Linked DNA regions of Homo sapiens: region 2 is linked to region 1. Evidence: read pairs that join two places in POLR2A ChIA-PET (ENCODE). Cell type or tissue: GM12878. All regions are shown on one strand. Links, peaks and the distances in the headings refer to the core of each region. The heading gives the core; the rest is flanking DNA.

What was found. ChIA-PET counts read pairs that join two places held together with the same protein. Peaks named below come from ENCODE experiments on the same cell type or tissue, not always from the same donor. Only the 100,000 strongest peaks of a DNase experiment are listed, where the experiment ranks them.
Region 2: POLR2A ChIA-PET joins it to region 1 with 11 read pairs; 2 of 35 experiments call an interaction of 5 or more read pairs at or near these places.

The regions. Positions count from the first base shown.
Region 1 is chr10:108,376,065-108,391,896 of GRCh38, forward strand. No RefSeq gene overlaps it. Among named protein-coding and RNA genes, the nearest start is that of LINC01435, 310 kb to the left of the region's middle. In GM12878, for the core only: no CTCF peak of the experiment used is centred there; no DNase peak of the experiment used is centred there.
Region 2 is chr10:108,434,626-108,450,457 of GRCh38, forward strand. It overlaps LOC105378477 (a long non-coding RNA gene), which reads right to left. Exons shown (of 5, transcript XR_946310.2): 3 at 15,345-15,474. Among named protein-coding and RNA genes, the nearest start is that of LINC02661, 270 kb to the right of the region's middle. In GM12878, for the core only: no CTCF peak of the experiment used is centred there; a DNase peak (open chromatin) is centred at 9,159.

The sequences.
Region 1 (15,832 bases), core at 4,869-12,868:
TGCTTCTTCTAAGTGAAAAGGTGAAAGTTTTTGACTTAATAAGAAAAGAAAAATAGTCATGTACCGAGGATGCTAAGATACGCAGTAAGAGCAAATCTGTCCTCGGTAGCAACTCTGCAGGGCATATGATAAATCCAAGCATAGGCATTTTATCATGTGACCTCATCAGCATAAGAAGGGTGAGTACAGTACAATGAGAGATTTTGAAAGAGAGACTGTATTCATATGACTTTCATTATAGTATATTGTTATAATAGTTCGATTTTATTAGTTATTAATCTTTTACTGTGCCTAATTTATAAGTTAAATTTTATAATAACTATTTATGTATTTATGTATAGGCAAAAACATAGCATATATGGGATTTGGTACTATCTATGGTTTAAGACATCCACTGAGGTCTTGGAACACATCCCTTTAAGATAAAGGGAGAATATTTATTTGTTTTGGTGCCTAATTCTGGACTTTGAGCTTAAAAGAAGCAAACTCTACTATCAATATCACTTCTGCATTGAACAGGGGAGAAGAGAGGACTAACAAAAAAGAACAAATCAACTGTGTCACTCTTCAAATTCAGAAACAGAATCATGCACCATTTTTTTGTTTTTTGAGACGGAATTTCACTCTTGATGCCCAAGCTGGAGTGCAATGGTGCAATCTCGGCTCACCGCAACCTCTGCCTCCCAGATTCAAGTGATTCTCCTGCCTCAGCCTCCCGAGTAGCTGCGATTACAGGCATCCGCCACCACACCCAACTAATTCTGTATTTTTAGTAGAGACGGGGTTTCTCCACGTTGGTCAGGCTGGTCTGGAACACCTGACCTCAGGTGATCCACCCATCTCAGCCTCCCAAAGTGCTGGGATTACAGGCGTGAGCCCCTGTGTCCAGCCAGAATAATGCACCTCTTATGAAAGACTTCACAGTTTAGAAAGTAACCTAAGTTATATGGAGAGTGAATGATCCCTGACAGTCCTGTAGTTCATTAGAGGATTTTCCTGTTACTTACCTATGATGGTGAATAGGGAATATTGAATGATGATAGTGTCAGCTGAGTTCATTTTAGCAAGGTCAGGGTGATGGGTTTTTGGACTTGGGCTGTCTGGGAATGATCCATAGATCAGGGGGAATGTGTAATTAACATTGATACTTCCAGAGTTCCAGCCATTCACCAGAGATTACCTTGAACTTAGTGATTTCTTCCCCCTAAGAGAAAAACCACCTTTTACAAGGAATAAGCATTTTGCTCTTTTCTAGTGATAGGGGCATATAAGCTCTTGGGTCCCTGAGAAGAACAAAATAAACAACAGGCTAGTAGGGGAAAGGGGGAAAGAAAAAGGCTGGTCAGCTGCATCTCCTTGGGAATGTCAATTTTCTACATCTTAATTGTAAAATGAAGATGGTAGATGGCATTAATTCATGTTCATGCAATGTTGTTTAGGGATTACATATTTACGATATGTCAAAATCTGGGCTTAATATTGAAGATATAAAGGTTAAAAAACCCCACATATGACCCTTACCCTTGTGGAGGTGACAGTGGGGGAGATGAACATCAATCAACATACCCGAGAAGATTGTTATATTTTGGGTTCCTAAAAAAGCAGGCTCTGAGATGGAGGTTAGTTTGCAGGTTTGTCTTGTGACCACTACTTGTAGGAAGGAATGAAGGATAGGAAGCAGACTGAACAAGAAGTTGGACTGTGTTATTGTATTAGCCCAATCTCACACTGGCATAAAGAACTGCCCGAGACTGGGTCATTTATAAAGGAAAGAGGTTTAATTGACTCACAGTTCTGCATGGCTGGGGAGGCCTCAGGAAACTTACAATCATGGTGGAAGGCAAGGGGAAGCAAGACACCTGCCTCACAAGGTGGCAGGAGGGAGAATGAATGCAGGAGGAACTACAAACACTTATAAAAACATCAGATCTCGTGAGAACTCACTCATTACCATGAGAACAGCATGTGGGAAACTGCTCCCATGATTCAATTACTTTCACCTCATCTCTGCCTTGACAGGGTGGGTTATGGGGATTACAATTCAAGATCAGATTTTGGGTGGGGACACAGCCAAACCATATCAATTATCAGCAAAGTTTGTTTAGTATCAACAAGACCTCAGTCATCCTTATGAAGAAGTCTGGTCTGAGACTGCCTTCAGAGTTTTTCTGAGTTGGGCCATGTAGTCTGGACTTTCTATCCCAGTTATTAGGTGCAGGCTGAACCAGTTAGCAAAGTGGTTCTCTTCAGTCAAAGTATACACAAATATGGCTGATATTTGAGGGATGTCAGGGAGTAATTTTAATCCTAAAGGAGGATCTGAGCAGTTCATCAGAGTCTATGAATAGATGTGCAATTACGAACTGTGATAGGCACTATGAAGAAGGATTGTCCACCGCCATGGATGTGGATAGCCAGAGGATCTGACCTAGTCTGAGAAGTCAAGGAAGTCTTTCCTGAGGAAGTCATAATTAAGTCAAGATTTGAAAAAACCTAGTGCACTTCAGGGATCAAAGAGAAAGAAAAATATTTAGAAGACAGAGAGCCTAGAATGTGGAGAAAGTGAGCATGAAGTCATTAGCAGAGGCGAGACCATACCAGGCTTTGCAATCCAAGTTGAGAATTTTATTGCAGAAGTGGCAGGAAGTCACTGAAATATTCAGCATGGCAATAAGGGGGGTGGGTGTTGTTGAGGGGAGGGTAAAATAATCAGATTTACAATTTACAAATACTGATCTGGCTGCTGAGTTGAGGGGTGGAATTCTGGAAGGCAGAGTTGTTCTCTAAAACCTCCATCTAACTCTAAGTTTCTACAAGCTTTATTTCATTACTGACTTGAAAATGATCAGCTTGTCCCATAGAATATAGATTTCAAGGTGTGTAATATGGCTTTTGGGATACAATAAATGATGACTAAACATTTTATATGTATCAACTAATAATTCTACACAACCCATGAGGTATGTACTATAAGGTCTCATTTCATGAATAAATATACACATTATGAAGTATCATTATTCCTATTTTATGGGTGGATATATTGAGCCCTAAAAAGGTTATGTATGTCATCTAACTTTATGCAGCTAGTCAGTAATTCAAGCCCAGACAGCTTCACACAGACTCCTTCAATCAGACACAAAATGAAATAAAATATCATTTACATACATGTATTAGCAAATTATCATATACTTAATCAAGATTAACTAAAAAGCAGGCATTATCTGTTAAATGACAATAAGACAAAACCTGTTCTTCAACGTAACAAATATTATGTATTGTATTTTAAATGTGATTTGTGGTATATTTTTAATGATGAACTCAATAAAACATTTTTTCAGCTAATATTCAAAATGCAAAACATGTAATTTTAAGGGGTTTAGGGCTTACATATTACTGTTGTATTATTTGGAATAAATAACCTCATCTACTATAGTAAACATATCCCTAAATCATTCTGTTTTAACTTAATAAAAATGCATTTATAACCCATAAGCCCCCGTGACCACGTTTCTCATTGTTATATGCCTTTCCAGAGCCCAGAGACTAAGATGTCTTCCTTTATCAGGCTGTACCCTCCTTTATGATCCTCTGCCGCATTCTCTACACTTGTCCAACAGAAAGAGCAAGGTGGGAGCAAAGTCATGGAAGTGGCCTGCATCACTTTGTCCACTTGCCATTGACCGGAACTTAGTCCCATGGTCATATCCAGTGGAAAGGATACTAAGGAACACATAACTGTCAGCCCAAAAAGACAAGAAATGGATGTTGATGCCTGCATAACACAGTTTTCCATGAATATTAAAGATATTTACAAGTCAAAAAGTTTGGGTAATGTGCACCTACATTAAAGCAATAATTTTGTTCCTAATCCCATTTTATTTTTCTCTTGACACTCTTTGAGATATGGAAACGTTTAAATTTAACTTCTGTTTCAAAGTTTCATTTTGATTTTTTTTAATGTATTCTCCAGAACAACCACTAAATCCGTGGTCCAAACTATACCTAAAGTCCACAATGAAGAAATAACAGTTAAAAATTTGTCCATTATTTCATTCACAAAGCTGATTTTTTCCCTTAATTTCAGTAGGATTTCTACTTTGCTTAAAGTCATGATCTAAAAATTGCTTAGAATAAGTTTCTGGATATGTAATGAAAATGCACAGTTAAGAATTTGTCCATTATTCAATTCACAAAGCTGATTTTTTTCTTTGATTTTAGTAGGATTTCTACTTTGCTTAAAATCATGATCTAAAAATTGTTTAGAATAAGTTCCTGGATATGTATGTAATGAAAATGCACCTATATGCTCCAAATCTAGGGTTCAGGAATCAACTACAATATTACCATTGGTAATGTGGACAAAGATGAAGACAATGATGACAATTAGTAATCATGAGCAGTAAGCCTACAAAAATTATTACGGATTTCTTCAAAATTGCTTCAGACTCTTCTAATACAGATTTTCTAATCCCTACATTATTGTAAGATGTACAGTAATTAACCGTATGACTTAAAAAATAATTGCCAAATATCCTCCACTCTGAACTACCTTTGGAGTCTCCTTTCTCAAGACAGTCATAAAGCATACTTGAGAGTGAACAGCATGGTCCAGGGCTTTAAAGTCACCTAAGTGACAGCCAGTTAGTTGCAATCAGCACCACACAATCACAGCGTCCACAAGTTAACAAATGCATTTGTTTCTCAAATAGGAACACATTGAGCAGAAACTGAACTACTTTTTCAAGTCTGAGCCTGAGTTGAGGTTTCAATCTGAGTTAATAATGATAAGAATGAATGAAAATAAAAGTGGTATAAAGTGGAGGGTGGTTAGCTCTGACAACAGAAAACAATTCTTTCTTTCTTTCTTTCTTTATTATTATTATACTTTAAATTTTAGGGTACATGTGCACAATGTGCTGGTTAGTTACATATGTATACATGTGCCATGCTGGTGTGCTGCACCCACTAACTCGTCATCTAGCGTTAGGTATATCTCCCAATGCTATCCCTCCCCCCTCCCCCCACCCCACAACAGTCCCCAGAGTGTGATGTTCCCCTTCCTGTGTCCATGTGTTCTCATTGTTCAATTCCCACCTATGAGTGAGAATATGCAGTGTTTGGTTTTTTGTTCTTGCGATAGTTTACTGAGAATGATGATTTCCAATTTCATCCATGTCCCTACAAAGGACATGAACCCATCATTTTTTATGGCTGCATAGTATTCCATGGTGTATATGTGCCACATTTTCTTCATCCAGTCTATCATTGTTGGACATTTGGGTTGGTTCCAAGTCTTTGCTATTGTGAATAATGCCACAATAATCATACGTGTGCATGTGTCTTTATAGCAGCATGACTTATAGTCCTTTGGGTATATACCCAGTAATGGGATGGCTGGGTATATACAAGCAATGGGAAAAGGATTCCCTATTTAATAAATGGTGCTGGGAAAACTGGCTAGCCATATGTAGAAAGCTGAAACTGGATCCCTTCCTTACACCTTATACAAAAATTAATTCAAGATGGATTAAAGACATAAACGTTAGACCTAAAACCATAAAAACCCTACAAGACAACCTAGGCATTACCATTCAGGACATAGGCATGGGCAAGGACCTCATGTCTAAAACACCAAAAGCAATGGCAACAAAAGCCAAAATTGACAAATGGGATCTAATTAAACTAAAGAGCTTCTGCACAGCAAAAGAAACTACCATCAGAGTGAACAGGCAACCTACAGAATGGGAGAAAATTTTCACAACCTACTCATCTGACAAAGGGCTAATATCCAGAATCTACAATGAACTCAAACAAATTTACAAGAAAAAAACAAACAACCCCATCAAAAAGTGGGCAAAGGACATGAACAGACACTTCTCAAAAGAAGACATTTATGCAGCCAAAAGACACATGAAAAAATGCTCGCCATCACTGGCCATCAGAGAAATGCAAATCAAAACCACAATGAGATACCATCTCACACCAGTTAGAATGGCGATCATTAAAAAGTCAGGAAACAACAGGTGCTGGAGAGGATGTGGAGAAATAGGAACACTTTTACACTGTTGGTGGGACTGTAAACTAGTTCAACCATTGTGGAAGTCAGTGTGGCGATTCCTCAGGGATCTAGAACTAGAAATACCATTTGACCCAGCCATCCCATTACTGGGTATATACCCAAAGGACTATAAAACAATTCTTAATTCATGTCATTCAACAGTCTCTCCCAGTCCTAATTCTTTAATTCTCTGTGTCTTCCAGAGAAAGGAAGCACAAGATTTAGCCAGAATTCAGTGAGCATAAACTGTTTCCATGATGTTCAACAGTAAAACCTCTAAGAATAATAAAAGAAAGAGAAGGTGTCATCATCATGTTCATCATCATTATCACCTTCATCAAAGCAAACATTTACTGCTTGACTACTGTGTGCAGGGCAATGTATTAAAACTTTACATGTATTGATTTGTGTAATTGTCATTGTAACCCTGAGATTTCATGAGTTATTATATTAGTCAGGACTCTTCCAATTTCAATAAGGAAATTCCAAGTCAATGTAGCTTAATAGAGAAAAAGCAGAGAGAGAGAGAGCAGTTAGCAAATAATGAGAGATCAAGATACTGGGAAGGCAATATTCAAGCTATTATACTCAGAACACTTGTCTCACTCTTATGCGCGCTCTCTCTCTCTGTCTCCTTTTTGATCTGTCCTCATTCTCTTTCAAAAATATGACTCTTGTATGTGGCAGGGATAATAGACATCTACAGCTATAAGATATATGTACTCCTTCTTTCTCTAGCATAGAAGTGTCTAAAAAGAAAATTAACTTGCCTGGAGTCACATGTCCATTTTTTAATACCATAGGTAGTTTGGTGGAAGAATTTTTCTGATTGGTCGATTCTGGTTTCTATGGTTAACCTAAGTTAATTTATTGTTGGCCATGTCCAAATCATCTGGAGAAATATTAAAGAGGGCAGACAAAAAAATCCATGCTGTTCACAGCTAGGCTTTCCTATTTCACTACATTACATTAGAAGAAATTAAGCCCGGAGAGGTTAAAATAATTTTACTAATATAATTCATGTGTGTTAGGGTAGATTGATCCAGCTCTGACTGATTTCATGACTTATGATTTATTACTAAGCCAAATTACATTTCCAAAAAATGTCAGTTGGGCCAAAGTAGCAGCTGAACCTTCATGCTAGACATTTTCAATGAGACGGTGTACATTAACAAGCTTGAAGGAAACTTGTTTATTGTAGCTACATATTTTGAATCTTGACATCTAGTAAAGAAGGCTTAGACTTAAAGAAAATCAAGTTTAGGCTCGGTACAAGTCATTTCCATTCTGTGGGTATCTTTTTTCTCATATAAACCTCCTACCCAAATATATCATGTAGTTACATCAAGACTTAAATTATTGAACAAAGTATTTTGGAAAGCTTAATATGCCCTCATGACCACCGCCCCCCCCACCCCCGCCAAAAAAAGATAGTATAGTCGTTCCTTGGTATCAGTGGGGAATTGACTCTAGGAATCCCCATAAATAACAAAATCGGACGTGCTCAAGTTCCATATACAAAATGGCATAGTATTTGCATATAACCTATACACATTCTCCTATATACCTTAAATCAATTCTAGATTACTTATAATACCTAATATAATGCAAGTGTTATGTATATAATTGCTATACTGTTTTTGCGTTTTTTATTGTTGTATTACTTTTATTTTTTTCTGAATATTTTAAATCTAAGGTTGATTGAATCCATGAATGTGGAAATCATTCACAGGGATGGCCAACCGTATTACTTCATGTGCCTTCTATTTTGAAGTCTGCAATTGTTGTCTACTGACAGTTTCCAAAAATTTGAGGGTAAGAAATACAATGTCATTATGGTACTTTATAAACAGGAAAATTTTACTCTAATTTACTACTCAGTTCTTCTTCTTTAAGATGTCATTGTTGCTGTCTTCCTCCTCCTCTTTCTCCTTGGTCTCCTTCTATTTTCATTATTCTTATTAATATCTGATGAAGTTATCTTTGTTAACTAATCCTCTGGGTAGGAGACTTACAGGTTAAATTTCATGCTTAATGAAAGATTTTGTTTACATTCAAATTAGTAGTATTTTCCTTCCTATTAGATCTCTTCTGTTGACAGGGCATTTTCCTGGCTTTTCCATGCTAGGCATGGAATGCTAGCATGCATTCTTCTGTTACCTTCTCTCCAGAGTCTTTTTCTGTGCAACTTAAACAGTCCTTTCACTGTTTCTTATACCAAATCTCTCTTTATTCCTAGAGTTTCCAACTAACCACAGGCTGATTCCAGAGAAATTTGGACATTGATTTATTGTAAAGCCTTATCCACTGCTCTAAGGAGGCAAGGTAACAATGCTATATTTTTGAATAAATGGGTTAGAAAACCAAACCCACGTGTAGTAGGATGAAACAATGGGATTTATGCTACACCTCATTTATTCTGACAGTTGTAAAATTCCAAATCTGATTATGTGTGTTGATGCAGGCAGAGGGTAGGAAAAAGGAAAGACATGTTATTGTCAAACCAATTTTCATAGCATCTCAAAGATCATTTAATTTTGGCTGAGACTGCTGGTCATGCAGGGGATTCTGAGTGCTCTTCCCTGTCTTATACTGCAAGAAAATAACTTAATAAGAAGTGACCCATGGAACTCTACCTTTCCATTGGCCCCCATCCCTGAGACCACTTGATGACCTTTGGTTTTGAAGCAATGTTATCTTCTGGTGGACATTAATCTAAAAGGTGACCAGGGCACTGGAGTGGGAGACACTGGGGATCTTAATTTCCTTTTCATTAAGTTTCTGACTTTAGATTCAATATCAAGACAGAAAAACAGAGAGCTAACAGGGAGGGAAATATGGAAAATAAAGACAGCTCCTGAGTAGATAAATCAATGTATGGAGACAGAAGCATATTTTACAGAATTATGAATTAATCACCAAGGTACAAGAATCAGAAATGATTAATAGTGCTTGCATCTAAGGGTGAGACTGCATGTGGGAAGAAGCTGTGTGGAAAACCTTTGCTTTTTTTAGTGGGCTCACACACAAATACATACATGCACACACAGACACACATGAACACAGATATTCATTATATATGTATGACTTTTATAAAAACTATACTAGTGATTATTTAAAAAATAGGTCTAGACCAAAGAGGCTAAATTTGATATAGAATATGAAATAAGTCTAAAAATAGCACAAATATCTTTCATAAACAAACCACATAATATTCTTTGGTGAGATAAATGTTCGTGGAGGTGAATAAGGAGAGAGGTTATTAAATTTTCTAACAAATTTCTTTCAGAGACAGAGGACAAACAGATTATTTCCCAGAAACAAAGAGATTGAGAAGCTGACAGAGAAGAACAGAAGTACAGCAAGAAACAGGCACAAAGACAAACACTGAGGAAGAAGCAAATGTGAATGTGAAACAAAAAAAAAAAAAAAGGAGAGATTGTTTAGGCCAGGGGTGGTGGCTCACGCCAGTAATCCCAGCACTTTGGGAGGCCGAGGTGGGCAGATCACAAGGTCAGGACATCAAGACCATCCTGGCCAACATGGGGAAACCCTGTCTCCACTAACAATGCAAAATTAGCCGGGCGTGGTGGCTCATCCCTCTAATCCCAGCTACTTGGAAGGCTGAGGCAGGAGAATCCTTGAACTCGGGAGGTGGAGGTTGCAGTGAGCTGAGATCGCACCACTGCACTCCATCTTGGCAAAAGAACTAGACTCTGTCTCAAAAAAAAAAAAAAAAAAAAAAAAAGTTTAAATGTTTGACATTTTTTTTCTGGTAAGAATAAAGAGAATAGGCTGATAAGGAATAAAAGTAAAGTTTATTATTTTGTAGAAACAGGAATCAGTTCAGTAACAACATTTGATTCTCTACTATAATTTGTCAGCTTTTACACAGGTAAGGGCATAGACCCATGTGTGTTTGTGTGTGTGTATACTTGTGTTGGAAATATTATCTGTGGAAGTGTATACAGTTTGAAAGTGAAACTAGCCCAGATGAGCGATTTAGGAGTCCTCTAGATCATGGGTTCCCAACCCCTGAGCCACAAACCAGTCCTGGTCCCCGGCCTGTTAAAACCTGGCTGCACAGCAAGAGGTGAGCAGCAGGTGAGTGGGAATTACCACCTGAGCTCCTCTCAGATCAGTGGTGGCATGAGATTCTCATAGGAGTGCAAACTCTTGTGAACTGTGCATGTGAGGGATCTGGGGTATGCGCTTCTTATGAGAATCTAACTAATGCCTGGTGATCTGGGGTTTTTATCCACGAAACTGGTTCCTGTGGTGCCAAAAGGGTTGGGGGCCACTGCTCTAGATCCCTAGCTGCTCTGTTTAAGATTATAGTCATCAAGAAAGGAGATGCTTTCTATCCCTTTTTTGTTCTGAAAAAATGGCTTTGTGCCTGGCTTAAAAGGGTTTAGAGCACATTCATAGGCTTCTTTATAACATGATTCTTATTCAATGGAAAAATAAAAATCAGTAACGCAGTGCTGGTCAGCATAAACTCCTGGAGTGAAAAAGAAACACACATCTTGTAGATATTAGAGAACATATGAAAGTGGGAATTATTAATAAGGTACTTCGGTCTTGCTATTGGCTTGGAACTAATTAGATTATATTATCCACAATGAGAAAGTTTTCATTTTACACCTGTTTTGCGGAGCTGGTGATATCCCAGGGGCTTTTTTGCAGGGATAGCTTCTTATTTTCGAATTTCCCGATGCCCCTGGATCTGAATGATCTGAAGCTCCTTTTAGAACACACAAAGAGCCTTTAGTCTGAGGCTACTTTTAGAGTACACAAGGTTGTGATTGCTTTTCTGATGCTTTATAAGATACACCCAATCTGTTTGAAGCGGTTTAAGGAGCCTGTGTAGCACTGGCACAGACTGGAAAAGAAGTGTGGCTGGTTCTGTTCATGACACCCCAGTGCAGCTCCAGATGGGGGAGTCAAGGGTGTGGGGATCAACAAGAATATCAATGACTCCTTCCAAATTAAAAATGTATTAAAGCTAGAGACAGAATTGTTTTCTTATCTCTAACCCCTTTAAAACTCCCACAACAGTAGGCACAAAGTAGGCTAGCGATTATTAATATTTTCTGAGCTTCAGAAGCAAGGAGACGCTTGTAAATAGAACTTCATTGGTTTTGATTTAATGAATCTTGGGTGAAACTGAGGAATCTCAAGGTATAGATATCACTTAAGGTAAATCTGGTGCCTGGGAGCCACTTTTTGAGAACTACTGTAGTTAATGTTCTTAGATTCATTTTTCCGTACCTGGGCTCGCTTGTTGGCCTGTCCCTGTTCTTTCCGTTAGCTCTCTTCAGCTTCCTCCCCACTGCCTTAAACTGACTCTAGACGGAAAGAATACTCTCTAAGATTAAAAATGTCTGTCCATTTATCCCAGAAAGCGAGAGTCATGGAAGAAATAAGCCCAAACACAGAAAAAGAGACTTCATTTTCTCATTAGTATTCAACAGCAGTACATGTAGGAAGGTTTGACCTCTTTATTTTCATAGTTGAGAAATCTGGTATTCAGGGAACTCAAACGCCTGGGCCAAGATCCCACAGTTTAGAGTAAGTTGGGAAATGAATGACAGAGGCACTGGTAGAGATATAAGATTACAAGGGATGCAGAGGTCACCACGAACTGGAGGCTCCTGATTTTCATTTTAAGGGATCAACATTTACATAAAAATGGATCATTAGTCTTTTAGAGATGAAGGTTTGGCAAAAAGTGGATCATGCTACACAGCCTGGCTTTAAAAACACAAAGCGCAAGATCTTAGTTTCAGTTTACACAATGACAAGTAAAAGCCATGTAAAGTGTACAAATCTGAAATATAAGGGTCTGGTCTTATATTTACTAATACTTAGGTCATGTCTACCTTAAATGTGTCTGAGTGTTTATGACAGAGAGGGACAAAGAGAAAGAGAAAGAGAGAGAGAGACAGAGAGAGAGAGAGAGAGAGAGAAAGGGAGGCAGAGGGGAAGAGGAAATAATACAAATAATTATGTAATTGATGATAATCATTTTTAATCAACCGCGAGAGAGAGGGGGAAAGGGAGATTTCCAGAAAAGAGGTTTATCATAGTTTCAAGCAAAAAACAAACAAACAAACAAAAAACCCTCTGAGTTGAAGTTTATCAAAAGATGGCATCAGACATACAGCCTCCATAATTAAACCTGCTGCGTGTAACCCTTCCTTGAGAGAAGACAGGTATATTATGAGTTTCTCAGGTCATATGAAAAAACTCCATGTCATCCTAATTTCAAGCCTTGGTCAATCTTCAATGTGTTTTTTCCTTCTGCTAAAAATATATTTGCAATTTTATTCTGTGGGATCTACTTCCTGTCATTAATGGGTTGGAACAATGAAAGCACTTTGCCAAATATCTCAACTGTAAAATATAAATCATGTTTTATGCCATCAAGATGAGCAAAACATTTTTTCATAAATTTCCAGTTTCACCTATATGCAGTTTTGGCAAATATATAATTCCCAGGTAGCTTTGTGTAAACTGCTTGGCTCTGATGCTTTTTAATGACCTAAGTAATGTTTTGGAAGCAGCATCGCTATGTTTTATAAAACCAAGTTATTGATTGTCTAAGGACAATTTAAGATCAAGTTTGAAAGTCAGAGGGCCTTTGTGGCAGTATAAAATGAGGCTCTTATCTCTTCCAGCTGGAGAACAGAAAAAGACGTATTACAGTTTAAAGAGAGGGAAGCATCTATCAGAAGACACAGCACACTTTAAGGTTTGGCTATTTTCCAATCCCTTGTGCTGAGAGAACAGAAGACAAAGGAGTCATCTGTTTTGGAAGGACAATTAACCCCAAGCATGAGAAGGATGCAGTGTTGCTGTTACACAATGGGGACAGGGAAGAAGTGTTTAGATATATGTCACATAAGGAGGACAGGAAAGATCACTGAGAGTATCCATGCAGCAGTTCTCATACTGTCCTATCCAATTTTTATGGTACATTGACAAGTGCCTATGACCTGAGAAGCTCATGGTGATCTGGGCTCTGAAACCTCAGTGGGAGGATTTGGATTCACACAACCAGCTAAGCCATTTAGCCCAGTGGAGGTGTTAACAAAGTAACAGAAATCTAAATGTCCAATAGTAGAACATTGGGAAGGATTTAGAGTATCAGCTGCAGCCCTCAAACCAGTTCTAGCCACAGAGGCTACAGTTGGTCTTAATAATATATCTCTTGAAATTTCTCCAGGAAACGTCCCATCAAAATGTCAGAGACACTGTTTCTGATTAATCTGATAGTGCCAAGGGTAGAACTTAGTAGATGCTGTTGTATGTTGCCTACACCCCCTGCAGGATTAATTCTTTCATTGTCTTAGCTGCCAGGAACGTCACCTACTGAAAGGTCGCAGTTGCCTCCCTCCCCAAAAAATTGCTGGTGACTGATGGGAACTGACTCATATGAAGATAGACTCTTCTCCAGGGGAATTTCCTATCAATGATAGGCCAATATGCTTCCTTTGCTTCAATATGGGACATTTTTGAAAAGTCTTTCCAGCCTCAGACTCCCCAGTGGGATTGGCCAAGGCCTCTGTTACAACTACGACACTGTTCACCTTCTCTTTCCTTTTCCTCACTTTACAAATGTGGTTTCTTGGAAGACTTCCCAGAAAACTTCCTGAAGCAAATCTCAGCCACAGAGATGATTTCTTGGTCAACCTAATCTATGACAGTTCTTTTGATTTTTAATTTTTTTTTTCCAGAGCTCTCTGCTAGAAAACAGGGGAAGAAAAAAAAATCTACCTTTGACTCAGTTTTGAAAATGTAACAACTGACAATCATCCTCAACTCCTCCCTCTCCCACAATGTTGGTCTTACTCATCCAACCAATAAATAAACCTTCTCAGGGTGTTTGTAAAATCTTTCTCAAAACTATCTATGCTCCACTGATACTTACAATACCTTAGTTTTTCTGATACCCTAGTTTGAGTTATCATTATCTGCCTTCGCTAATTTTTTTTCTCTCTTACCCTTTTAAATGTATTCTTCCACTGTAGTGAGAGTGATTTTTCCAACACACAATGGGTAAAGAACCAAAGCCTTAGCTTTTTCCTAGAGATCCTGCATGCGCCTGCCCTGCTTGCATCTGGAGCCTCAGCAAAGACCTTCCTTACTTCTTCCAACTTGCTATGTGCCTTTGAATTTTTGGACCTTTATACATATTGTCTTCTCTGCATAAAGTTCGTCCTCCAATTCAACATATGTAAATACTAAATCTAAGTCCTCTCATCAAGGAAAATGGACTCTTATTCCAATAAATGACATTGTTTTAAGATAAAACAAAATAAAATTAACATATAGTTATATGCTGACATAATAGTTTTTACAAAATTTACCTAAGCATTTTTAGTCCTTTAAACTTTCCTTGTCATTTCTCAGAACCTCAATGTCAAAAACAATCTTTAAAGAAAATATTTAGGCTGAGTGCCGTGGCTCACACGTGTAATTCCAGCACACTGGGAGGCTGAGGCAAAAGGATTTCTTAAGTCCGGGAGTTTGAGACCAGCCTGGATAAGATAGCGAGAGCCTGTCTCCTCAAAAAATTAAAAAATCAGCCTGGCATGGTGACATGCACCTGTAGTCCCAGCTACTAAGGAGGCTGAGGCAGGATGATCCCTTGATCCTAGGAATTCCAGACCTGGGTGACAAAGTGAGACCCAGTCTCTAAAATAATAATAAAGAATTGATTTATATCACCTAAGAAATTCCTAATGCATTGTGTCGTGAAGATTTCAATGAAATTAGTCATTACTGTTAGTTCTATAATATCCCCTGGAATGTTGTGTCTTTATCAAAAGTAGATGTTGGCCTGCTATAATGTATGAAACTTTGTTCTAAAATCTGTTTTAAAAAACGGATAAAAGCCATTAATAAAATATACTCACTTTCACGTCCTCGACATGAAGGAAGATTCAAAATAAATGAGCAAGTAAAAGAACATTAATTAGCACATAATTAGCAATAGCAGAGTACAGTGCTCAATAATTTTTAAACAAATTGACTCTTGTACACGTTTGAGATGGAAGCATAGCCAAGTTCTCCTTGAGGTATGATTAATGTCACCCTACTATATAAATTCTCAAAACAACTCTCTTGTTAGAGAGGCAAAGTTTTATTTTATAAGGAACATCAATATCAGAATATAACTAACGTGTAACAGCAAGAAGGAAGGACATTTAAAGCATTACGTCTGCCTGTGAAGTGTAGAAATGCTGTGTGTTTCTGGAGATATAAAAACAAATATTTAAACCAGCAGCAATGATATAATCTCAATGAAGTCTAAAATTATTAGAAAATTCTATTAAGACACTACCATTGTTAGAAAACTCAAAATAAATCAATATTTGATTTTGAAAATTAGAAACCCTAGGTATGTGACAGCTAAATTTATAAAGAAGTATCTGTATCATCTTTCAGACACTGAGTAAATATTTAAACTTGACCTTTAGCAGCATATAAAATGTTCTTTGCAAAATCCCTTATAATTTTTAGCTAAGTACTATATGAATTGTTCTAGCCAGCAACATTTTACTTTTAGCTAGAAAGAGGCATCAAAAGAGTTGACAGTGACAAGGATAAAGGAATCTGAACCAGCAGGTGTCTAAGCACTGTCATCTCTTCAGCAAAGGACCTGGACTTTGCAATCAGGAGGATCTGGGATAAATCCTTCCATTTCTCCTTGCTGGCTGTACATTTTTGGCCAGTTACTTAACATTTCAAAGCCTCAGTAATCACATC
Region 2 (15,832 bases), core at 5,304-13,303, 59 kb after region 1:
TTATTCTACTAATTATCCCATGGTTTTCATGGCTTGGGTTTCTTCCATGAGCCACTTCAGTATGAAAGCAGGCAACTAAGCACTCTATTCACAAAACAGGGAAACCTGAATTTGCCATCACTCATGTCAAATGGTCAATTAGGTTCCCAGACAGACCTCAGTGCCATGTGTTATGGTAATGAACAAAATAAGTATAAGATATTAGATCGTTACAGTATTCCATGCATTAACCTTCAAATTAACCCTGCATTAGACACTCACAACCTTTTCTAGGTTCAAATCTAATGTCACTTATTTTACCATGACTCATAATTACCAAAGTCAGCTTCCATCCAATGTGATTAGTTCCTTGGCCCTGGAGCCCACCAGTAGGTGGAACCTCTGTACCAACCAGTGACTTAGTGACAGATTGCTGGACTGTGACTCAGGAAGTATACAGAGGACCCTTTATTTCAGTGCCTCTCCAAATACTTGGCAATATTCATTCCCCTGCAGCTATTTACCAGCCACAAAATCTACAACTCCCTGTCCCATAATTTTCACTGAGCATTTCTTCCTGCCTCTCTTCTCTTCACGTTTTGTTAATTCAACTGATGGGTGTCGAGCATCTATCATATCCCAGCAGAAACTGTTCCAAGTGCAGGGGCAGAGTGACAGAAAGATATTCATAGTCCTTGGCTGTGTGGAGTTTATATTGCAGGAGGATAGGTGGAAAAGGAAGAGAAAGACATTCAAATAGAAAGAAGAAGATGGAGGAGGAAGAGGAAAAAGGGAGGAAGGGGGGAGGAGGAGAAATACAAATATTATATAATTTGTGACAATAATTTTTAATCAATTCCCATTTCTTACTTTAAGCTTCTTTAAATTTGTCATTTAATTAGTGACCATTATCAGCATTTACAAATGGTAGTTCAATAAATTCACTCAACATCCCTAAGAAGTGGTTACTGATCCCTTTTTATAGATGAGGAGACTGAATTTAAGTATATGATAAAATAATAATAACAACAACAGCAACAACAATATTAATGAAATCTAAGATATACTGATATATGCCAAGAATTTACTCACAGTTTTATTCAAGCTTATGATAATCCAATGAGGCACTATTATCCCCATTTTACAGTTGAAGAATGGAAGCTCTGAGAGTTCAGCCCTCTCCAGAGATTACAAAGCTATCAATTAAGAGAGCCAGAATATAAACCTAAATCAAACTCTCTCCAAAGTCTTTATTCTTAAGCACATATGAGAAAACTGAAGCCCAGAAAGGTTAGATCTTGCCCTATACTACACAAGTGGAAGAAGAGTTGAACCCACACCCAGATTCCAAAATCCATGTTCTCCCTCTTACCCATGAAAGATTACTCTTCTCCAAATTCTAGGCTACACTCTGAAGAAGTTCTTATTTTTTTCACTGCTACCCTGAATATCCCCCGTGTGGAGCCTTATCTCACAGGCAGAAAGTAGATAGTAGATACAGCAGAAGATATAGCTGCCACCTGCCTCAGTCCTCTCACACAAAGGGCAGGCAGCCTTTCCTCTCTCCTTTGCCAACTTCTGAGTCTCCTTGTCTCTGAGCCCCTCCTCATCTGCACAGCCTTCTTCCACTTTGGTGCATGACTGGGCACTTCCTACTCATAGCCCTTCAGTTCTTACCAGCTCCTGGGGCACCATATCCATCTGTGCTTGCATGTGCTGTTCTGGCAATGCTCCTAAATCTCGCGCGTGAGTGCGTGTGTGTGTGTGTGTGTGTGTGTATGAGTGTGTGCGTGCATGCTAATGAATCTGGAGCAAATTGTCACAGGCAAGACAACCAAGGACAAGGAGATAAGCATAAAGCGTGAAAGTGGCAGGTGATAGAAAAGGACACAAAGATGTATCACAGTGACAGAAGACAGGGAAGTCTTCAGAGCCAAGGGACAAGGGTCTTCAAGAAGCATAAGATGCTGAGGAATGGTTTCCTGTTCATTGTGCTAGGCACCATATTAATTACACCAGAAACTTTTTGTTTTGAACTTCTTTATTTATCCTGTAAGGAAAACACTTGTTTCCTATTATACAGAAGAAGAAAAAATATATGGAGTAGAAAGCAAAATTTCAAAGGTCACATAGTGAATAAGTGAAGGAGTCAGGGTTTAAAAATGTATTGCTACAACATTAAAACTTGTTTTCTATACTAAAATTTTCCACTGAGACAAATATGACAGAAGAGTTACTGAGATTGAAGAGTGAGTGAGGGCCTCCTTCATTGGTAACTCAGACATAGGTGATCCTATAAGTTACTATCCATGCTAGGATACTTTTGAGATGAAAGCAAGTACTCTTAATAACATGTGAAGACAACAGGTATGAAGGAGATGTTTAATCTCCCTACTAAGAGGGAACTGTTGACCGAAAAAGTAGTCCTAGTAGAACCCTGAGGTGGAAGGCAGATAGCAGTGGACTAAAGAGGTAAGAAGAGATGAAGAAAAGCAGAAAATGAGAGCAGATCATGTTACTTAAAAAATAATTTCTGGACACCAGAGGAACGATACTGAAAATTTTATGAGGGTGCTAGGTCTGGCTTAACTGTGAACTCGGTGATGGCAGAGACCATGTGCATTTCTTCATTGTTGTATCCCTAACACCTCCTACAAAGCCTGAAATCTAGAGGCACTTAATACATAAATTTTAACTAAATAACAGGGAGTCAGAAATTGCTCTTATATGGCAGAAGAATGCTGAGGATAATTGTAGGAAGAAGGGGTGAATATTATAAAGATGAGTTAAAAATAATAATGAGAGAGATGATAAATAAAATAGGAGGGATTATTGGTAAATGGCCTTAAGAGTTCAAGTGAGATAGGTGTTTCTATTTGAAGGAAAAAGGGTACATCTTTTTTATTTTTTTATTTTTGGAGATGGAGTTTCACTCTTATCGCCCAGGATTGAGTGCAATGGCGCGATCTCGGCTAACTGCAACCTCTGCCTCCCGGGTTCAAGCGATTCTCCTGCCTCAGCCTCCCGAGTAGCTGGGATTACAGGCATGCACCACCACGCTTGACTAATTTTTGTATTATTAGTAGAGACAGCGTTTCACCATGTTGGCCAGGCTGGTCTCAAACTCCTAACCTCAGGTGATCAAAGGGTAACTCTTTTTTTTAGTGAAGTAATAACATGATGCTATAATGACTGTATGACATACAGATAGGAGATAACTTTTCATCAGTGGTGAGGACTGAATGATAGCAATATACATGAAATATTTTCAGAAAATATGTACTGTGTGTACCTCATGCCTGGAACCCTAAACAAGCACCACCCAAAGAAGCTGAATCCTTTCCACTGAATACCTCCAGGGTGGTGGTTAACTAGCTATGTAGAGCCTAAGCAGACAAAATTTCCTTGGACTGGGTTTCTAGCAATATGGGTATTCCCTGCTTGGCCAGGACTTACTGAGAGCCCTTGAATAATCTGCTTCCCCTTGCAGCACCAAATGGGATTTTGAACCAGATAATAAGTTCCCACAGGACTGAAGGCCCTGTGCCAAGACAATGACCAAGTTTTCAGTAAAATGATAAAAATCAGAAAAAAAGAGTTCAGTTTTTCATGGGTCTAAATTTACTCCATTTAATAACTATTCCTATTCTGAATCATGTATTTCCCCATGTACATTTTTCTTTTTATGAAATCCATCTCTAACAGCTGGATGTCTGATTTCAGTGTTTCATATTTTAGGGACCTGACTTAAGAAATTTATTTCCCAAATTATATGCTTTCTTGAAATTTACCTGGATTTTACAACAGGTGGATCTGGAGCCCATTGAGCTAGAGCACCTGTAAGGTTCTGGGCTCTGTGATTTGCTTGACAAAACTTGAGATTCTGAACTTCCTTTGATGGCTGAGTTTTGAAAGGAGAAGAGGCTGCAGACTCTTACTGATGCCTATGGAAGTCCAGACAACCAAATAATTGATACTTCTTGATTGGGAGAGTGTGAATGAAGAGTTTTGGGGGATAAATATCCTCTCTAGATGTGTCCACCTCATAACAGTAATAAATTATTTATGTTTACCTACACAACATGCCAGAGAAAGTCCTCAAATGTCCATAAGGAACAACCTGAAAGTCTGTCCTGGGAATGGACATGTGACTCGCTAGGAGAAAATAAAAGAGACAGAGAATGAGGGAAAAGAGTAAAACAGTGTGAATTAAAGCTTGAGTCTATGAGTTCAGGCTTGGTGTGTCAGTTGAATTATGGAATGAGCAGGATAGCTTGAGGTCATCAAGAAGCAGGAAGATGCATGTACTAGATAGACAGATAATTATCCTAAATAAATTCCCTGAAGTAGATATAATTGGTTCAGGCTGGAAGCAAAAATAGTTTTTGTTGCTGCAAAACTAATTTTTGTGCTAGGTTTTGCTTTGGTCTTTAGCAGCTTATACATAGCACCTGGCTGTGGAAGCCATAGTGAGACAGAACCTTCAGGGGAAGAAAAAATTGAAACATTTCCCAGGATGCTGAGTTTAAGAGATGACTGTCTAATGAAGAAATGGAATCCATTATGGGATGTTTCATCAAGATATACTCAAATAGAGGACCTCGTGTATTCAGAGAAACTTCCCCAGGGGAGTTCAGTGACATATGCAATAAAGCCCCCTTTAAGAAAAGACACCATTGCAAAATTTTGCATTTTAAATAAGGTCAACTTTAGGCTTTTTTTTTAATGAATAGCTTGGGAAAAGAAGCAACTGCACTCCTTTAAATGGGTAGGTCTCCTTGTACAACTTAAATATGACACAATGTATACAGAACTTTGTTAGTCTGATCAGGCTGCCACAACAAAATACCACAGACTGGGTGGCTGAAACAAAAGACATTTATTTTCTCAGAGCTTTGGAGCTAGAAGATCAAGGTTCCAGCTGATTTGGTTTCTGATGAGGGCTCTCCCCCTGGCTTCCATACATGGAACAATGCAAGTGACCCACTTTCCACACCAGATGCCTTAGAAACAGCTTTCCAGGGATGGTACTGGATAATGCTGATTCATGCACACTCTCCTTCAGCTTGTTCCATAGTGATCAGTGCTACAGACTAGGAAATTATTTCTCACATATCTTGCAAAAAGAGAAGAATGGGCCATGCCAGAAAACAGACTGATGGGATCCGAGATATGGTACTAAACATACCTGCTGGAGGAGTGAGCAGCACAGAAACACAGCAGCAGAGCAGTGAGGTGGAAAGTAAGGTGAGACATAATGGTCCAGGTAGTGTCACCTCCACAGAGTACAGCAAAAAGAGTCTCTTTCACCATGTGAAATGAATATGAACTTGTGCCAGCTTAGGGTGAGAATAATATGGAAATTCAAGCAGACAACTGGCATCAAAATATGCAAATGTGGCTGGCTCCAGGGGTAGAACTTCAGGTAGGGCAAAGGTAAGAGGGAGAAAACTGATATTCAGTAAACATCTAATTTTTACAAGGCACGCTTTATAATCTATTGAATTTACTTTTCATAATACTACAAGACAGTATTTTAAACCATTTAAACTACTTTTAACAGATAAAACAAATGAGGTTGAGAGAAGCCAAAGAACCTGCCTGTATTAATCAGTTTCTCCAGAGAAACAGAAACAATAGAACAGAATAGAATATAGTAGAGTAGAATAGGATAGAATAGAATAGAATAGAGAATAGAATACAGTAGAGGATAACAGAATAATAGAGATTTATTGTGAGGGATTGCCTCACACAATTATAGAATTATAGAAGCTGAGAAGTCTTATGATCTGCAAGCTGGAGGCTGAGAAACATCCCTAGAACAATTCAGTTAAAACCCTACACTCCGAGAACCAGGGAGCCAATCATGTAAGTCTCAGTGAGTGGAAAGGTCTAAAACCAGGGACACTGACATCTGAGGGCAAAAGATGTCCCAGCTCAAGAAGAGAGCAACTTCACCCTTCCTCCACCTTTTTATTCTATTTAGGTCCTCAACAAATTGAATGATGCCTATTTGTGTTGGTGAGGGCAATCTTCTTTACTCAGTCTTCCTCTCCAAATGCTAACCTCTTCCAAAAACATCCTCATAGACACGTCCAGAAATAATATCTTACCAGCTATCTGGGCACCTCTTAACTAAGTCAAGCTGACACATAAAATTAACCATTATAGTCCCCAAAGTGACAGAACTGATTGATTAGTGGTAGGCTCAGGATTTGAATAAGGTTTCTGTGACTCCAAAGCCATTGTCTCTCCACTGGGAGACCAAGCACAAAACAAAAGCTGGAGATAAAACAGAAGCTCAATTCTCAGGCTTGAAAAATTAAGGCAAAGATGTTCCTAGAAGTGGTACACAAAGGGGAAAGAGAGATAGCAGAAAGGGTACTTGGTATCAATACAGTAATCACCTAGAGCCCTCTAAATCCTCTCAACCAGGGAAGGGTTTAGTCCTGAAGCCTGATGTGTGATTGCTCCTGGAGGTGGAAATCAAAGAGCTCAGTTTTCAGATTTGAGGAACTGAGGAGTGGAAAAAGAAGCCTCAGACACCCGTAGATATGGGGCAGGCTTACAGATAATGGCCATGACCATGGAACAAAGCAAATTTTTGATCCACTTGGGGACTGAATGCAGGACTTCAAACATAATTTGAGTTGAGCTTTAACTGAACTAATCAATCTGACTATCTGAGGCTGTAGTGTTCAAAACAATATGTGGAGAGGGCAAATAACTTGCAGGCCAGTGCAGGGGTCAGCATGCACATTATCCTCTTGACACAGCAGCATGGAGCTTTCATTAAAAGAAAAAAAAAAACCTCTAGTGGGATATTTGTAGCATGTTTGAAATTGAAGATTAATTCTCAGCACAGAGAATAATTTATGTCAGGCTTTGTCATACAAGAGACATAACTTGGAAAAATCAGGGAGAGTCACTAAGTTCTAGGAAGACAGAGTTCCTGAAGAACTGCTGGTGTGTGTATTTCCTATTATGGTGACAAGCCTGGGATTGAAATTGTGAGGATCTTCTAATCTGATGAAAAGATAAAATCCCTAGAAGAAAACCTAGGCCATACCATTCATGACATAGGCATGGGCAAGGACTTCATGTCTAAAACACCAAAAGCAATGGCAACAAAAGCCAAAATTGACAAATGGGATCTAATTAAACTGAAGAGCTTCTGCACAGCAAAAGAAACTACCATCAGAGTGAACAGGCAACCTACAGAATGGGAGAAAATTTTTGCAATCTACTCATCTGACAAAGGGCTAATATCCGGAATCTACAATGAACTCAAACAAATTTACAAGAAAAGAACAAACAACCCCATCAAAAAGTGGGCAAAGGATATGAACAGACACTTCTCAAAAGAAGACATTTATGCAGCCAAAAGACACATGAAAAAATGCTCATCATCACTGGCCATCAGAGAAATGCAAATCAAAACCACAATGAGATACCATCTCACACCAGTTAGAATGGCGATCATTAAAAAGTCAGGAAACAACAGGTGCTGGAGAGGATGTGAAGAAATAGGAACACTTTTACACTGTTGGTGGGACTGTAAACTAGTTCAACCATTGTGGAAGTCAGTGTGGCGATTCCTCAGGGATCTAGAACTAGAAATACCATTTGACCCAGCCATCCCATTACTGGGTATATAACCAAAGGATTACAAAACATGCTGCTATAAAGACACATGCACACGTATGTTTATTTGGCACTATTCACAATAGCAAAGACTTGGAACCAACCCAAATGTCCGACAATGATAGACTGGATTAAGAAAATGTGGCACATATACATGATTGAATACTATGCAGCCATAAAAAATGATGAGTTCATGTCCTTTGTAGGGACATGGACGAAACTGGAAACTATCATTCTCAGCAAACTATCGCAAGGACAAAAAACAAAACACCGCAAGTTCTCACTCATAGGTGGGAATTGAACAATGAGAACACATGGACACAGGAAGGGGAACATCACACTCTGGGGCCTGTTGTGGTGTGGGGGCAGGGGGGAGGGATAGCATTAGGAGATATAACTAATGTTAAATGATGATTTAATGGGTTCAGCACACCAACATGGCATATGTATACATATGTAACAAACCTGCATGTTGTGCACATGTCCCCTAAAACTTAAAGTATAATAAAAATAAATAAATAAATAATAATAATAATAATAATGAAAAGATCAGAGACACTAAAGGTAAGCTGTTCTCATAACAAAATAGAATTACAGGACAGTTTGGGGCAGCCTGAGCCAAGTGGTAAAGGATATGTCAATGCAACAGAGTGCTGGGACCCAACCAGGGAGACCCTAGAATTCTGTGAAAGGAGCAACCTTGCATGATACAACTTTCTGTTTCCTCCCCACTCAGCAGAGAACCTCTTTCTGAGGTGGCAAAATCAAACTTCCTTAATTTACTTCCCTTGTACATAGACCCTGGCCTGGACACACTGATCCCCGAGTCCCTACCACTCCAGCAACTAAGTGGAATCCACATGCCTGCCTTTAGTATCAATGGTGGGGAAGCAAGGGAGGGTCTTCCCCAGGAATTCAGGAATTGATAGATTGCAAGTCAGTTTGCGTTCTTAGATTTTTCTCCCTTGGCCTTCTCTAAAGAAAACCATTGGTAATTGCTGGATGCATAAATGACGTCTACAGAAACATGCTGTACCCAGCAATGTGGAGGTTAGTTGGAAAATTCCCCTGCTGGACTCCCTAGTAATGTTCTTTTATTTCTTAACAAATGACACTGCCAGCTGTTGAAACTTGAGGGTCTGATCTTGCAAGTTTTCTAATGATCTCCCTGAACACCTTTCCTTGAAAAATCTCTCTCTTGGCCAGAGGCATGTGCCCTTCACCACTGCATGCAAACATGCCACAGGCTTCTCTCACTCCCTGGAAAAGGAAAAAAATGATATGGAGAGAAAATTCTAATCAGAACCTGGACAGTTAAATCCCAATCCAGACACTCCAACCAACTAACTTTTGGACCTGTCAGTGTCTCACCTGTAGAATGGCCATGGCAATCCCCAGTCTACCAACCTCAGGATTGCAACATGGAGGCAAGGTGATCATTAAGGTGCTTCGGGAAACATAACACTTGCAGCTGACATTTATTTAGTGGAAACTTTATGTCACATATTTTTCTGAGCACTTTACATGTGTTGTCTCATAGGTATACACTATTATTACCCCACTTACCCATATGGAAACTGAAACAAAAAATAAGTTAAGTATTTACCAATGGTCACACAGTGAGTAGTGGCAGATAGAAGATTGGAAGATCTAGGCAGTGGGTTCCAGAGACCAAGGGCTTTACCTTGGTGTTCTCCAGCTATTGTGTTACCGCTGGTTAATATTGAGAAATTATCTCAAAAGGGAATCTCCATTTTCTACTCCCCACTTCCACCCTAAACATTCATATATAGCTACCATCAAGCTCCATATATCCACCAGACTCTCTTAAAAGCACTGCCTTTATTGTCCCTACTTTTCATGATTGCAACAAGACAACATTCAGATTCTACTCTGTACCAGTTGCACACAAAGCATCATAACCTCCTGAATCAAGGGATCTTCACATGGCTCCACATGGCTAGGAGAACTTACTCCATGTGGAAGGCTATGGAATGTTTCCTGCATCCCCAAACTCTGGTCAGAGAAGCTGAGTAAGAAGAACAGGCAGAGACAAAGGCATGCATGAATATGAGAGTAGGACTTAGGGGACAGACAAAGTTCAAATGGGTGAGGATGAGATACCATGATTGGCTTTTTAGCTGCCATATTCAAAGTTCTCATCATAGAAGTTCTCACTTTGGGTGGGCCTCAATACCAAAACTATTTACTTTGAAGCCCTTCACAAAAAACTTTTTTCCACTTCCCCCTGATTTAGAAGAGTTTAGTCCTTTGCAGATGTTAAAAAATTTGTGGCTGGGTGTGGTGGCTCATGCCTGTAATCCCAGCACTTTGGGAGGTCAAGGCAGGCGGATCACCTCAGGTTAGGAGTTCAAGACCAGCCTGGTCAACATGGTGAAACTCGGACTCTAATAAAAATACAAAAATTATCGGGGCATGGTAGTGGTTGCCTGTAATCCCAGCTAATCAGGAGGCTGAGACAAGAGAATTGCTTGAACCCAGGAGGTAGAGATTGCAGTCAGCCAAGACTGAGCCACTGTACTTCAGCCTGGATGACAGAGCAAGACTCGGTGTCAAAAAAATAAAAAATAAAAAATAAATAAACATAAAAATTAAAACAGTTAAAGATTATTTGTAGCCAAGTCAGAAATTTAAGATTGGGGATGCTGCTCTTCTTCCAAATCAAGTTGTAACTAAGAGACAACCATACCATTGCTCTTGCATTCCTTATAAACTTCTAGTAAAAGAACCAGTACTCAGGATTAAACCTATTTTACTCAACTCTTTTAAGGACATTATGAGACTGAGAATTTTAGCAAAATCCAAATTTTCCTCTAGGGAGTTTGCAGACCCTGAAGAAGCATAAAATGTAAAAATACAGTGAATTACTATAATTGCAGTGTTAAAATTCCTCCTGGCTGATCCAGCATCCTTTATGGGATGCTGAATTAAATACTAAGCTAGTTTAGCATTAGAGGCCTCTGGAGACTATTTTTCATTTTGTCAAACCTCACCTGCAACTGTGAAAGGAAGTCCAGATACGGAGGCTTTCACCTTTGTGACTCTTATGGTAAACAAAAGTGCCCTCTCAACTGGCTCAACATGAAGGCAGTTCAGCAATGAACATAGCTCAACAACGAACACTGGCATTTCTGCATCTTTAACCCCTATTTTATAAACATCCTTGGTGTTTTCCTACCAGTCTTATCAATAAATGATTATTTATTAAATATCTCCTATACGGCAGACCCTGTGAAATTTCTTGTATTATATAAGAGTTTCTATTATCTCTGGGGAGACTTTAAAAAATTTCATAATAATGAAAAGGAATGGTTGGTTAAGACTCAAAAGGAAAGTAAGTGCTACAGAAATGTAGAGGAGGGTGTTCCAACTGGAACAATCAGAAACAAATAAACAAAGAAAAATCTTTAAACACACGTGTGAGACTTGAACTAGACTCAAGAGGAATGATTCAGAATGATAATTAGATGGAGGTGGCCTTCTAAAAGGAGGATTAGAATTAAAGAATGTGCCTACTTATGTGACAGGCATCGGGGAATTTCAGGATTGGGTAAGCATTACCTTCTGTTGGAAAGTGTCCTGCATACACAGCCAGGAGACCAGGAATCAGAATGACACTGGGCTACATCTTTACTCCTGACCTCAATCTTCTCATCTGTTCCATGAGGAGGTTGGCTAGATGACACACATGATCCCTTCCAACTCCATAACACACTTTTGTTTGGACAACAACATTGCAGTCAGAACACAGAATATTCTGCCTTGAAAAATTCCTCTGCTGTGAGACAATACATAGTATGGTCAACGCATCTTTTCAAAGGTATCATGATGGGAATGACTGAATCTTCGTGGTCACCCTGACTCTTTCAGTTTTTACTGTGGCTGCTATTTGCTAATAACTCATTTGGTAAACATGCCCCCAGCGTCATGTGTAGTAGACCTTGGGGGATGGGAGGTAATTAGGCACCTTCTCAAGAAGGTTGCAATCTAAGGTGCCATAACCTGGAGCCTGTGGGCCAAATTCAGGTCAGGGATTATATTATCATGCAAGCCCGTATTTTAAAATGTTGATAAGTTACTGACAATTTCTCATCAAGGACAAAACAAAGCAAAAAACACCCTGTCTATCTAGCTGGAGAAGCATTGATTGGGAAGGGATTGTGGGAATGCTCTCACTGGCCCATGTTTCATGACTAGAAGGTTTCATTAGAAGGAGAAAGAACTTCCCAGAAATCAGTAATTGGTATGTCGAAGGAAAGTATCCCCATATCTGAACCCTTTGTGGAAACTCATTTCATTAGACATAAAACTTCATGAGGGTAAAGACAGCAAATCAAATAAATAAGACCCACCCGTTGGGGGTTACTGTCTAATTTTTATCTAGTGCCTGCTTTTTCTATCCAAAAGTTGTTCCATTCATTTAAAAGTGAGAAAGACCATTTATTTTGACCCACATTTTTATGACCCAGTCTTCCCCCGTGCTCTTGTAAATTTACATTTTTGTCTGGTATTTGCAATCTTTATGGTGCCATTTTTGCCTAGTTTATTTCTCTTGAATTTAAATGCCAAGGCAAAATAGGCTCCAGCAAAAAGCTCCAGGCACCAGGCACCTGGACATTTTTGTTTCTTGGGTTTTGCCAATTAAATCAAACTTACTCTGAGACTGCCTTGGGAAGAGACAGGCTTAATACCCTGGTTAGCAAACAGAGGAGTTACAGTCACACTTGACTTATAGTCTGTTTAAACTACAAATCAGCTTCAATTTGTGGTTTCTACTTCCTAAGAAATGGAAACCTTGGGGATATCATAGAGAACATAACTGTCAAGTCCCAGGACTCTAGACTTGCTGGGGTAAAGGGAGGAGGATAAGAGATGAATTATATAATTGCTGTATGTCCAATTATTCAAGAGAGTGCATTTATTTAAGCCCATTCTTATGGAACATGTTGGATGTACAAGCAACTCTGAACCAAAGACATCCAACAATTGATCTCTGGCGAAACATATACTGCAGGTCTGAAGAATTATTCCTGTTCTTCTGTGTCCTGGTTAAAAATTTTAACTTAAAACTATCTCGGAACCTTCATTCCACTCGCAAATCAAGTTGGAACTGAATTCTTGGAAGGAGCAAAGAAAGAAAAATTATCTCAGATAAGTTATTTTTAAACTTAGATTAAACGCATATTATTGATATAGGATAATGTTGCTGCGATTTTGCTGTCTATCATGGTTCTGAATGATGAATATACTCAATCGGCAGGACATAAATATATTTTATTCCTTGTGCTTCTAGAATTTTTGGACATTCCTAAAATATAGTGGTTGAAGGAAAACATATTGAACATAGTACTTCCTAGTACAACTAGCATACTATTTCAAAATCAGTTTATTCCATGGTTCCTGATTTTTGGACTTCAATAGATTATTTTATTTCACTTTCTGGGCCTCCAACTAGAGCAAGATGCAAACAGAGACAATTTTACTTAGGTGAATAACCAAAGTTATGTTTTGGTTTATTCATGTTTTAATGTAATCTAAATTAAAGATAGATTTTAAGGTTTAATTGAGTTAAATTAATAGGTTTATCTCATGAAATTGTTTATAGCCATTAAATGGGATGAGGTACGCCTACATGCATGGATAGGGAAACATGGCTAAGAAGTAACATCAAGTGAAAGTTCAAGCTGCATAAAAATGTGTAATATGATCAAGTTTGTGTAATCATTTGCTATATAGATAATTTAAATATATATATATATACACACACACACACATACATGTGTAATGTTTATCCATGAACAGAAAAATGTCAAGAAGGAGATATATATATGTATATATACACACAGTACTAGTCAGAGCTGGAATCTGATCAGGTAAAAGGTTGTTTTGCCATCACAGGCAGGAGAACCTTGGCTTCTGGCAGGAGGAGCGTCCCAGCCAGGAGTTTTCAGCTTTCTAAGGCATAATCCTCTGCAGCAGCAACATTATGTTGGTATTATTCTCAACAATTAAAATAATAATAAAAAGAAAATCATAGTTGTTGCCAAACAAAATTTATGGAAGTTTGGAGGTTCTTCTTAGATTAGGAAAACAAGCAACACCAAGAAAGGTAGATGGAAAAGAGGAAGAGGAGGGATGATGGAAGGGTCTGGAGATTGCCTGCCATGTTTCTGCCTTTTGCCAGAGCATGTTTTATTTTATTTATTGCTTTTTTCCTTTTTCACGAGTGCTGACCCAGACCATATTTCTAAAATGCAGAAGTGTCAGTCATGTTTGGAGATAGGTTTGTCTCTCCACTGAGGCACCAGTAGCCTCCTGGTAGCCCGTTTCCTTCCTGAGTACATTTCTGTAAGACAGGTGATATCAGGACAATGAGACTGCAGATGACACAGAGGGAGTTCACAGCATTCACCCTCACAGCTTTGTTTTCAAAAAGTCGCTGCAGGTGACACACTATGAACAACATCCTGATGCTGAAATCACCGGCATCAAGGAGCTAAGATCCCAGAGAAACACCTGACCTTGCTCTATAAGCTGGAAGAGTTTCCAGCTGGGAGAACCAGCTAGAGGAAAGAGCCAATGGCAGTGTTCTCCATTACTCTTCATCCTTCACCGGTATTTTTGTTTATTACCACTCAAAATGCTCAATCAGTCCCCAACTGAGAAAAATCCCTACCTTGAGGAGTACACAAATATTTTTGGATAAAGCAAGTGGCTTCCTCATATAAAGAGGTCTGGGTTTTTTAGCTTCATTTTTTCTGGAAGTAACTATTTTCTTGGTTCATGCCAATTTATTTTTATTTTTATTTTATTTATTTATTTGTTTATTTATTTATTTATTTATTTTGGAGACAGGGTCTCACTCTGTCACCCAGGCTGGAGTGCAATAGTGCGATCTTGGCTCACTTCAACCTCCGCCTCCTGGGTTCAAGCAACTTTTCTGCCTCTGGCCTCCCCAGTAACTGGGATTACAGGCACATGCACCACACCCAGCTAATTTTTGTATTTTTTTTTTTTTTTTGGTAGAGATGGGGTTTCACCAAGTTGGCCAGGCTGGTCTTAAACTGCAGACATCTGGTGATCTACCTGCCTCGGCCTCCCAAAGTGCTGGGATTACAGGCATGAGCCACCACACCTGGCCTTTGTAAAAAAATTTTTTCTAGGAATTTTGACCACCTGTGTCACTGTCATTTGAAATTAGTGTCTGCAGGACTCCTGCCTGTCTGTTAGGAGACAGCTTGTGTCTCCTCAGGTCAAGGCTATGGCTCTGATCTAACCTTGATCATCCGTGTGATCCTACAAACCTGCTCCAGGTCCCTCGGCCCCCTCACCTGGCACTCTGGGCATTTGCACACATACAAGAATAATCTCTGTTATACCAAGTTAAGCCTTGGCTACTGTCCCTTGCTTTTGGAAGGTTTTGACTTCCCCTGTGTGATTATCCTAGCTGATAAGAAAGTACTGATGCCACCTCTCTTTTCTGTGGGAGAACCGGCATACATACAGTGCAAGACTCTGCTTCTCAATTCCCAAATGCTTCATGCAACACAGCAAGATTAAAACACTCCCTCATATACAGTGCCAAGAAGCCTTAAATGACCACCTGACATTTTGTACAAAGTCACACATGGCTATTTTTGCTACATGTACTTCAATGGAGCTGTCCACAGGTACTTACTCTGCTTCACCTGATCACTTACCACTCTCAGCTGTAAAATGTGGCCATCCCATAATATCTGGGGAGAAAGATCCTCTCTGGATTATGTCCCAACAAACAGAAGATATACTCATCTTCATGTGATCTATTGCTTTTAATTGGTTGACTCGAACCTGTTAATTAAAGATGAGAATATTGTGGAGAATTTAGGATACCTCCATTACCCAACACAACCCTGCTCCCTCCTGTCTTTCCTTTAACCTCACTTCATGAGAGAATACAGCTCTATTATTGTATTCTCCATTGGAAACAAAGTTGGAAATTCAAACACTAGTATTTTCTTAACTTCAAAATGTACTAAGTGAGAAAGGAGAAGCAGATTATATGGCTTTTTACCAGAATCACCAAAAACTCATTTACCAGAGATGGACACCACTCAGTACTCAGCATTAGCACAGAGGACAGGAGTAAATGGAAACCAACAGAAGATGGCTCACCATTTACACGGGACACATGAGGGATGTGGTTAAC